Regions from separate parts of the Mus musculus genome. Here region 2 is linked to region 1. Evidence: chromatin contacts called from ENCODE Hi-C or POLR2A ChIA-PET data. All regions are on one chromosome and are shown on one strand. Each heading gives the region's core, a stretch centred on a gene start or an enhancer-like site at or near the end of the contact. The rest is flanking DNA. Distances are from core to core; before and after follow the strand shown.

Evidence for each region. Hi-C counts contacts between places; a loop is a spot of excess contacts on that map. ChIA-PET counts read pairs that join two places held with the same protein, here RNA polymerase II (POLR2A).
Region 2: a map of regulatory T cell shows a loop between it and region 1 (2.1-fold over the local background). The contact joins the enhancer-like site here to the promoter of 2900093K20Rik in region 1. A Hi-C loop is called at or near these places in 1 of 37 maps with a recorded cell type or tissue (regulatory T cell). POLR2A ChIA-PET finds 5 or more read pairs at or near these places in 1 of 5 experiments (embryonic stem cell).

What each region holds. Positions count from the first base shown.
Region 1 is chr2:163,418,203-163,422,598 of GRCm38, forward strand. 2900093K20Rik (RIKEN cDNA 2900093K20 gene) reads left to right here and starts at 1,569. Exons shown (of 1, transcript NR_151490.1): 1 at 1,569-2,159. Oser1 (oxidative stress responsive serine rich 1) reads right to left here and starts at 1,268. Exons shown (of 4, transcript NM_025699.2): 1 at 1,210-1,268.
Region 2 is chr2:163,592,896-163,597,612 of GRCm38, forward strand. No RefSeq gene overlaps it. Among named protein-coding and RNA genes, the nearest start is that of Ttpal, 7.1 kb to the right of the region's middle. Within about 2 kb of position 2,481, at least 1 of the 3 ENCODE cell types and tissues checked has a DNase peak (open chromatin) inside an H3K27ac peak, as active enhancers do.

The DNA.
Region 1 (4,396 bases), core at 319-2,818:
CAACAGCCCAAAATAAAAATCTGGCTGCAAACCAAAAACTCTGAGAATAAAGTATCGCCTAACTTGTTTTCAAACGTCCACCACTGTGACTGCTCATGTTTTTCTTCAATTACTTTAAGCCAGAGCAAGAGTATCCTAGGCTTAACCTAGGGGGCTAGATCAGAGCATGCTTGCAATTACAAATGGGTTGTTATGCTCCTCCCAGTTCCTAGCTTTCCATTATGGAAGCATCAACCCAACAGCTTTATACAACAGGTGAGTGGATTGCCTATCTTCATTTACATTACATTGTGGGAAATTCTCCTATTACCCCTTCACTGCTCTTACTTCCAAAGAATGCCCAAAGACCTCAGACTTGCAAAAGGCCCATAAGAAGTTACTTTTCGTGGTTTTAAGTCAAATCACATCCCAGTTTCTTTCCACCAATACCGTGTGCAGTGTCTTGCTTACACCTCTGAAGCTTTAAACTAAGCTCTCCTTAAGTTTCCGGTCGAACTTCTCATTTTCAGCAGCACGAAAATGAGATCTGCACGCGTCCTCACAAAGTTAAAGCGGAGAAATCTCCCCAAACCTCTCAAAGTTACAGAGTCCCGAAAAGGAAAAACAACAACAACAAACTAACCAACCCTATCCAGAACGGCCCGGATAGAATCAATCTGTCCCTAGGACGAGAACACATCCACACCTCTCTGGGCACACCCACTCAACCCCTCAAAATCACAGGACTACAGGCAAAGCGACACGTTCGTTCCTTTCTGCCTATCACGGTTAAGCGGAGTCGGCTGGGAAAAGGTCAGAACCCGGGGACACCCAAGCGGGGAGCTGTCTCGGCTTTTACCCTGTCCGCCCCGGCCAACCACGGACTCCGAGAGGAGGCAGGAGTGAAGCTGCGGCGCAGAAGCCGCAGGACGCAAGCGGAGAGGAGTGCGACTCGCAGGGCGGGAAAAGGCGGGAAGGGGCAAAGGGCGGCAAGGAGAGCGAAAGGGGAAGCTGTGGCCGGCGCGGCCCGGACACCGCGGGAACGCAGGAAGGCGGGAAGCGAAGGCCGCGCAACTTGGCACTCCAGGCCGCGGCAGCCGAGGGCCGGGCCGGGCAGTCGGCGCAGGGAAACGCCGCGACCAGACGGGAGGGCCGGACTCCGCCTCCCGCGGGTGGGAGGCCTGGCGGACACGACGTCCCCGGCCCTCCTCGTCCCGTCCGGCCACTCACCTCCTCGCAGCTGGGGCGCTCCCGGGAATCCGGCCCCGTCGGCTCCGAGCGTCTCTCCGCGTCCGCCGCGTCTGTCTGACCCGGATCCAAACCCCACCGATAGGGTGGCCCGCGCCTCTAGAGTTGTACTGCGCCTGCGCAACCTCGGCTCGCGCCCTGCCCACCGTTCACGCTCCTCCCACCTCGGTGACTCGGCAGCTCGGCCCGCCGCAACTACGCAGGCGTACGGCGGTAGCCCGGCCTCTCGAAGCCCCAGCTCCAACCCCTCTCCGAAGCACGTGCGTCTTAAGTCATTTCCTGTTATTCTTTTCGCTCCCTCCGCCCCCTGGCTTGGGTTCGCTCCCGGCAGGCTTTTGGGCGTGCCTACTTCCTCTTCGCTGTCACGTGAGGCGGCGGCTTGCCTTGCAGCTATCGAGCCGCTGCCGCTCCCCTGGCATAGCCTGCTTCCTTCTTGTCCTCTTGAAGTCCCCAAGCCAACGGGATTCGGTGGGCTGCGGGAGTATTTGCGCCAGCTGATGCCTCCGGGAATGCTTGGCGGAGTTTCTTACATGCAACCAAGGGCGCTTGCACTCGGTCCACAACCCTCGCCGTGGGTCGTCTCTTTGGGTCCGCAGAGAAGCCAAGAAGGTATTAATTGGACGAGGCCCAGGCGGTGGATGCTGCCCGGAATTGGAATGGAAATTATTTAGGTTTTGTGGTTTTTGCTTTAAAAAAAAAAAAAAAAGCAGGATCTCATTTGTTAGACCAGCCTGAAAATCGCGTTGATTCCCCTGCCTCGGGCTCCCGTGCCTTCATTTTGAAGTATCTCTTGATAATTGAACGTCTGGAAATTAAACGGTTTCAGCGAAGGCATTTTGCTTTTGTTTTTCCAAGGATGGTTTGGGAGCATCAAGTGGGAAATACAGGGTAATGCACGTACATATTAAATTCTGCAAGAAGGTATTAAGCAATTTACCAGTCTCTGGCTTTTTTTGTTTTTTGTTGTTTGGTTTTTTCGAGACAAGGTTTCTCTGTGTAGCCCTGGCTGTCCTTGAACTCACTCTGTAGACCAGGCTGGCCTCGAACCGCCTGCCTCTGCCTCCCAAGTGCTGGGATTAAAGGCGTGCACCACCACTGCCCGGCTAGTCTCTGGTTTTTAGTGATCTGACAAGTTACCCATATGGCAAGGGTGAGCTATGAAAGACCTCCCCCTACCGCCATTGTCAGGGCCTGTTCTATTTTAAACGTTTCCCCATCGCCTGCCACTCTGGAGTTCCACTTCAGACCCTTGTGTGGAAAGACGATTTTCCTCAATAGAGTTGGTTCTGGCACCTAAACCTTAGAGTGGGTTTTCCCCTGAACCCAAGCTGGCCTCTTCTAGAAGTGGATGCTAGAGAGGATAGCCATGTCCAGCTTAACTAGAGTCAACCCACAGAGAATGGAATCTACACTTCACTGGACAGACAGCCCCGTCTCCAGACAGCTGGCTTGGCTTTGGCTTGCTTGCTTATTTTTGTTTGTTTGTTTGTTTTTTGTTTTTCCTGATCCTGCTCTATAATGCAATCATGGGAAAGCCTTTTGCATTCGATGGGAACTTCATCAGATTTTGAATTTTTTTTAAGATTTATTTATTATTATTCATTAGTACACTGTAGCTGTCTTCAGATGCACCAGAAGAGGGTGTCAGATCTCACCCTCTCACATGGTGTGAGCCACCATGTGGTTGCTGGGATTTGAACTCAGGACCTTTGGAAGAGCAGTCAGTGCTCTTAACCGCTGAGCCATGTTGCCAGCCCCGGTTTTTTTGTTTTTTTTTTTGTTTGTTTGTTTTTCAAGCTAAAATACACCCTGTGATAAGTTTGGGGATGCTGGCCCGCAGAAGGGGCTGCTGCATCTTCCCATTCAGCCACAGGATCACAAGGGCAAGCTGATGTTCCTAGTGCCCTGTGTTGTATTAAGTGTGTTTTAGACTAAGGATGCTTCCACTTGTGATGTGCTGAATAGGATGTGACCCTTTCCTAAGCTAAGAAGCACCTGTGTAGGGCTGTTGAACATAAAGCTTGTGATGGGTCCTGAATAAAACCTTCAAATTCTCTGTACAGTAACTGGCCCACAGTGAAAAAATAATCCTGTTGTAATTCTCTGATGGCTAACAACAGTTGTAACAGATGCTAGTAACAGTAATAACTCTACTATCTTCAAACATAATATTCCTGTGATTTTACACATTCTACAGATAGTTGTCATCTTAGGTGTTTATTGCTGTGAACAGACACCATGACCAATGCATATTTTAAACATTAAGTACTAAAAAGTAAAAGGAGCTTTTTTGTGTTAACACACCTCCATAAAGTTAGGCACTTTCTGAGACTATGACTTCATACCCAAGAGGTGCCTGGAAAGGAAGACGCAATCTGGCTCCATCTCCCTCCTGACTGTTACTGTTCTTAACCTCCACATTCTAACACCTGACGCTCATCTCACTGCCAGACCACAGCACTGTCAGCTTGAAGTTATCTGCCTAGGTCCGGGTCTCGGTTCCAGCAGCCTCTGCTTGTGTGGCCTTGACTACCAGACACTTCCCAGGTTTGCTGTGTTCTCTACTAGAACACTGTTTCTCCACAGCTCACCTCTTCATTCAGGTCTCTGCTCATACCCTTTCCCCAGGTGAGTCTCCATGACTACTCCAGCAGTCTCCTTCACTCCTAATTTCTTTTTTACTGTTTCATTTTTCCTTTAAAATCCTCTGTCGCCTTTTTTTAAAAAGAGTTATTATTTATTATATGTAAGTACACTGTAGCTGTCTTCAGGCACTCCAGAAGAGGGCATCAGATCTCATTACAGATGGTTGTCAGCCACCATGTGGTTGCTGGGATTTGAACTCAGGACCTCTGGAAGAGCAGTCAGTGCTTTTTTTTTTTTGGGGGGGGGGTTCAAGACAGGGTTTCTCTGTGTAGCCCTGGCTGTCCTGGAACTCAGTCTGTAGACCAGGCTGGCCTCGAACTCAGAAATCCGCCTGCCTCTACCTCCCGAGTGCTGGGATTAAAGGCGTGTGCCACCACGCCCGGCTCAGTCAGTGCTCTTAACCACTGAGCCATCTCTCTAGCCCCTTTGTCACCTTTCAATATACCTCACTATAGAAATTTACTATTGCTCACATAAACAGGAGCTTCCCTGAGGACAGACTTGGTCTCTTCATTACTACTTG
Region 2 (4,717 bases), core at 1,231-3,730, 180 kb after region 1:
TCCAATGCCCTCTTCTAGCCTGCAGATGTACATGCAGATAGAGCACTCATATAAAATAAATAAATCTAAATGATAAAAGAAGAGAAAAAGTGATGTTTTCTTTTCTCTTTCCTATTTATGTTTATGGGTGTTTTGCCTGCATATATGTCTGTGTACCACATGTGTGCCTGGTGCCCAGAGTTCAAAAGATCCCCTAGAATTGGGCTTACAGATGGTAGTGCATTGCCATGTAGGTGCTGGGAGCTGGTGCTCTTAGCCACTGAGCCATCTCTTTAGCCCCTCCCATTCCTCCTTCCTCTCTCTTCTTTCATGTCCCATACACACTATATAGTATGCTAATTATATTTAAATGTGTATCCCACATTTTAAAAAAGCGTATGCTCTTTGTCTTTCCCAGTCTTTTCACTTACTGTGAGGGTCTCGAATTCCATCCATTTTTCTACAAATGACCTAATTTTATTCTTTTGGGGGAAGGAGCTCTTTTTTGTCATTTGGGTTTTTTATTTCTTTGAAACAAAGTTTCCTGTAGCCCAGGCTGTCCTTGTACTGGACATGTAGCTAAGGATGGCCTTGGCCCTCTGATCCTATCTCCAACTTCCCTGGAGCAGGGATCACAGCATGGGCTGCCTGGAGGAACTCAGGGCTGAGGATGTAGCTCAGTTAGTACAGTCCTCACCTAGCCTGCAGGGAGCACAGGTTTTGATCTCCAGTATCCCATAAAATGGGACACAGTGGCACATGCCTGTGATTCCAGCAATCAAGAGGCGATCAGAAAGTCAAGGTTATCTTTTCATTATTCTTTACATTGGAATACAATTCCATGGTATATTTATGCGACCTTTCCTTTATCCCTTCATCTGTTGCTGCGTGCCCAGGCTAGTTCCATATCTTGGCTATAGTGCACCGGCATCAATAAACTTGTATAGCTTTCTGGAATGCTGACATAGCTTCCTCAGGATAGATATCCAGGAGCACTGTAGCTGGATGATGTGGGAGATCTATTTTTAGTATTTTGAGGAACCTGCATACTGATTTTCATAATGACTACAACAATTTACAAGCTTGAGATCTTGATTCCAAAGGGCAATTCTTTGCTTTTCTTTTGTCGCAAGGTTACATTAAAAAAAAAAAAAAAATCAAACCTACACTAACCCGATGGGTCCTAAGTCCAACCCCAGCCTTGCCACGGTACTCTCCGAGAAGGTGTCAGAGAAAACTCAGCCGGGAACCATTCTACCCGCTCTGGATTCAGGTGCCAAGGCAAATGTGATCTGGCTTTTTAGGCACTGCCACAACAGTGTCAAGGTGATATTACCTGGCCTTCAAAATACTTTCACCTTAACAATCAGCACAGTAGCTTACATCTGCTAGTCCAGCATTTGGGGAGTGGAGGCAGGAGGCTTAACAGTCCAAGATCAGCCTGGGTTCCGTAATGAGACCATGTCTCAAAACCAAAACCAAACCAAATCATATGGTAATAACTACAGTTAGTTCTTGGCAACCACACAGAGATGTGTGTATCTGCTTTTCCTCAGTGTTTCAGGCGACATGCAGAATGCATGTTATTTCATTATCTTCTCCTTTTCCCTACTATGATGAACTTTGGGGACCTCCTATGTAGTTAACATAGTGGGTCAGAAAGTGCTTAATTCAAAGTCACCAAGCCCTTGGAACCCCCTGTCTCTGCCTCCACTGCACAGGGTTACAGCTGCACACTACCTCGCCTGGCTTTTGTTTGTTATGTTTGTTGTATCGGTGTTTTGCTTGCATGAGTGTCTGTGCACTGTGCCCATGGAGGCCCAGAGAGGACATCAGAGCCGCTAAAACTGGAGTTACAGACAGTTGTGAGCTCCACATAGGTGGTGGGAAGGGAACCTGTATCTTCTGTATGAGCAACACGTGCTCTTAATTGTAGAACTCTCTCTCCAACCCTCGATTTTTGTTTTGTTTCGTTTCATTTTGTATTGTATTGTACTATGTAGGTGCTGGAAATGCAAACTCAGGTCTTCATGTTGGCATAGTGAGCACTTAGCCAATGGCGGCATCTTCCCAGCCCACACCTAAAATCCCTTTTTTAAAAAATGTATTCTGAAGCTGGGCAGTGGTGGCACATGCCTTTGGTCTCAGCACTCAGGAGACCAAGGATTTCTGTGAGTGAGTTCTAGGCCAGTCTGGTCTAGTCCCATCCTGTGTCTTGCTGTCTACCTTCTCCCTCCCTCCAGGAATCTTTTAGTTATCAGAGCCAAGCAGTGTCCTTCTTGTAGGCAGTCACTGCCCACGCTGGCATGTGGGAAACTGCAAGTACACTGTCCCTGAGGGTGGGCTGACCTTGACAGATGCAGGCACTTTCCAATGTCAGGCAGCAGCCCATTCCTCTCAGCCCTAGCTGTCCCAGCATTGAACTCCCATACTTAAGCTTTCCAAACAGCTCCTCTCTGCTTCTGTCCTCCCCAGGAGATGGCTGCTCTCCCCTCCCTTCCCTCCTCTCACCCCAGGAAGCCCTTGGGTAAACACAGGAATCGTAGGAAGGGGAGGGGCTTCTGTTGCTCATAACCAGATCTCAGCAGTGGAGAGTTTGGCCCTGTACCCTTGAAAAAAAACCTGCTGGCTACCCCAGGGGAGCTTTCTCCAACTTTGTACAAGTCACTTCCATCTTCCGGAACCTCACTTTTCACGTTTCTTCAGGAACTAGTCATCTGTATTCATTGGGCTGGTTGTGATGGTGTGTTCGACCTGGTGAATTTACAGAGCATCCTCAGATCTGACACGAGAGACCTCTCAGCACAGCCCTGCAATTCCTTCTCTGTGAGACCATTTATAAGCCGCCTGATCTCTCTGATTTTTCCCTTCCCCTTTTCCTTTCTCTTCCCTCATTTCAACAGGATTTCACTGTCACAGTGTAACCCCAAGCTGGCCTTGTAACTCCCTATATAGCTCAGGCTGGCTTCAAATTTGAGGTCTTCCTGCCTCAGCCTTCTGAATGCCAAGATGATGGACACTTGTCTCTGAGTCTGTTTGCCCAGCTGCCATATGGAATTCGGATCTGAGGCTGTTCCACTGTGCTCTGTTGAGTTAGTAGAGTACAGAGAGAATAGCACAGTGCCAGGTGTGTGGTCAGAACTAGGTCCAGGCGCTGTACTAGAAGGAGAGGTGAGTGTCTGGGCTGGCATTGATGGAGAAGGGGTGGGATATCTCCTATCCCTGCCGCATCTCCGTTTCAGGACATGTTTTGGAAAATATTCAGTCTGGCTAGGATCCAAAGCCCCTGGGAACAGACAGGACATCCTGTCCCTCCAAGCAGCCGTGCTGACTCAGGAAGATCAATGTGTGACCACAAAAACACAGCTGGTTCTGACCTCTTCTGGGAAATCTACCCGGCCAAACCCATTCAAAGACCCGGATCCTTCCTTCTAGGGCCTGAGCCTGGGCTCTTGAGCAGAAGGTGGCATGCAGAGAAAGAAGACTCTGGCACTTGAGGCATGCCAGGCCAGGGGGTCACAGGCTTCACACGACCCTATGATTGAAGTCAGAGATCTCTCTTGTGCTTGCCAAGCCTCCGGCTTCCCCCAGCCCAGGTTTGGACATTTTTCCAGCCAAGCTGGGCTCCAAACCACTAATTGGGCAACTGTTGACCTCAGAGTAAGTCAGCCCCAGCAAGAGAGATTGTTGAAGCGCATGGGATGTTTTGTTCCTTAGAATCCCAAGAATTAGAGTGAGTCCTCCTCATCCCACAACTCTAGCGCCCAACCCCTCACGGCCATTTGCTTGTTTTGTAACTCGGGCAGGTTCCTCTGCCTCTCAGAGCTCCAGCCTGCTCCCCTCCCCAAGAGAACCCATAGGGGCAGGTGCCCAGTAAGGGAAGTTATTACTGCAAATAGCACTCACTGAATGCCAAACCTAACAAAGTGTGGGCACAGCGTACAAGAGGCCCTAGTTCAATCTGCAGCTCCTCAAACAATTGCGCTAATAAAGGAGGCCCCACTTCTTCCTGAGAACCTCAGTTAACAGACGCTCAGAGAGGGGAGACATTTGAACAGTTGGTGACACAGTTAGCTGCTCAGCCGGAGGAGGGGCTTGCAGCCAAGTCTGGTGGCCTGAGTTTGATCCTCAGGACGTACAAGGAAGAGAGAGAGAGAGCCCATTTGCTAAAAAGTTTATCTCTGGCTTCTACATGTGTACCATATGCCACTTGAACACACATATCACACACACACACAGATACACAATGAATGAATGAATGAATGAATGTAAGTTTTAAAACAAGTAACAACAAAACAAAACAAAACCCCAAAATACTTTATCAGCTGCTTGTGGTCACATGTAGTTTCTTTGAGCCTTGTAAAAATGGAAATGAAAGATATGAGCATTGTGAGGGGCCCACTGTCCTAGATGATCTGGGACCCATGGCTGGCAGACAGTAGGCCCTGGGAAGCACTGAGCATTTATTTCTAACCATGCTGGTAATGTTTCCACAACCATAGAGCTAAGTGTTTCTGGTGAGTCAGGGGGACTGATTTAGTGAGTGCCTACTATGTGTCTACTTCTACCAGAAACCACACCACCTGAGTGCACACACGCATGCACGCACAAACACACACACACACACACACACACGCATTCGCGTGCAAATGTACACATGTACTTAGAGAGGTAAGCAGTTTGACTTTAACTTTTTAAAAACTTGATTTAAAAAACCAAAATGGAGCCGGGCGTGGTG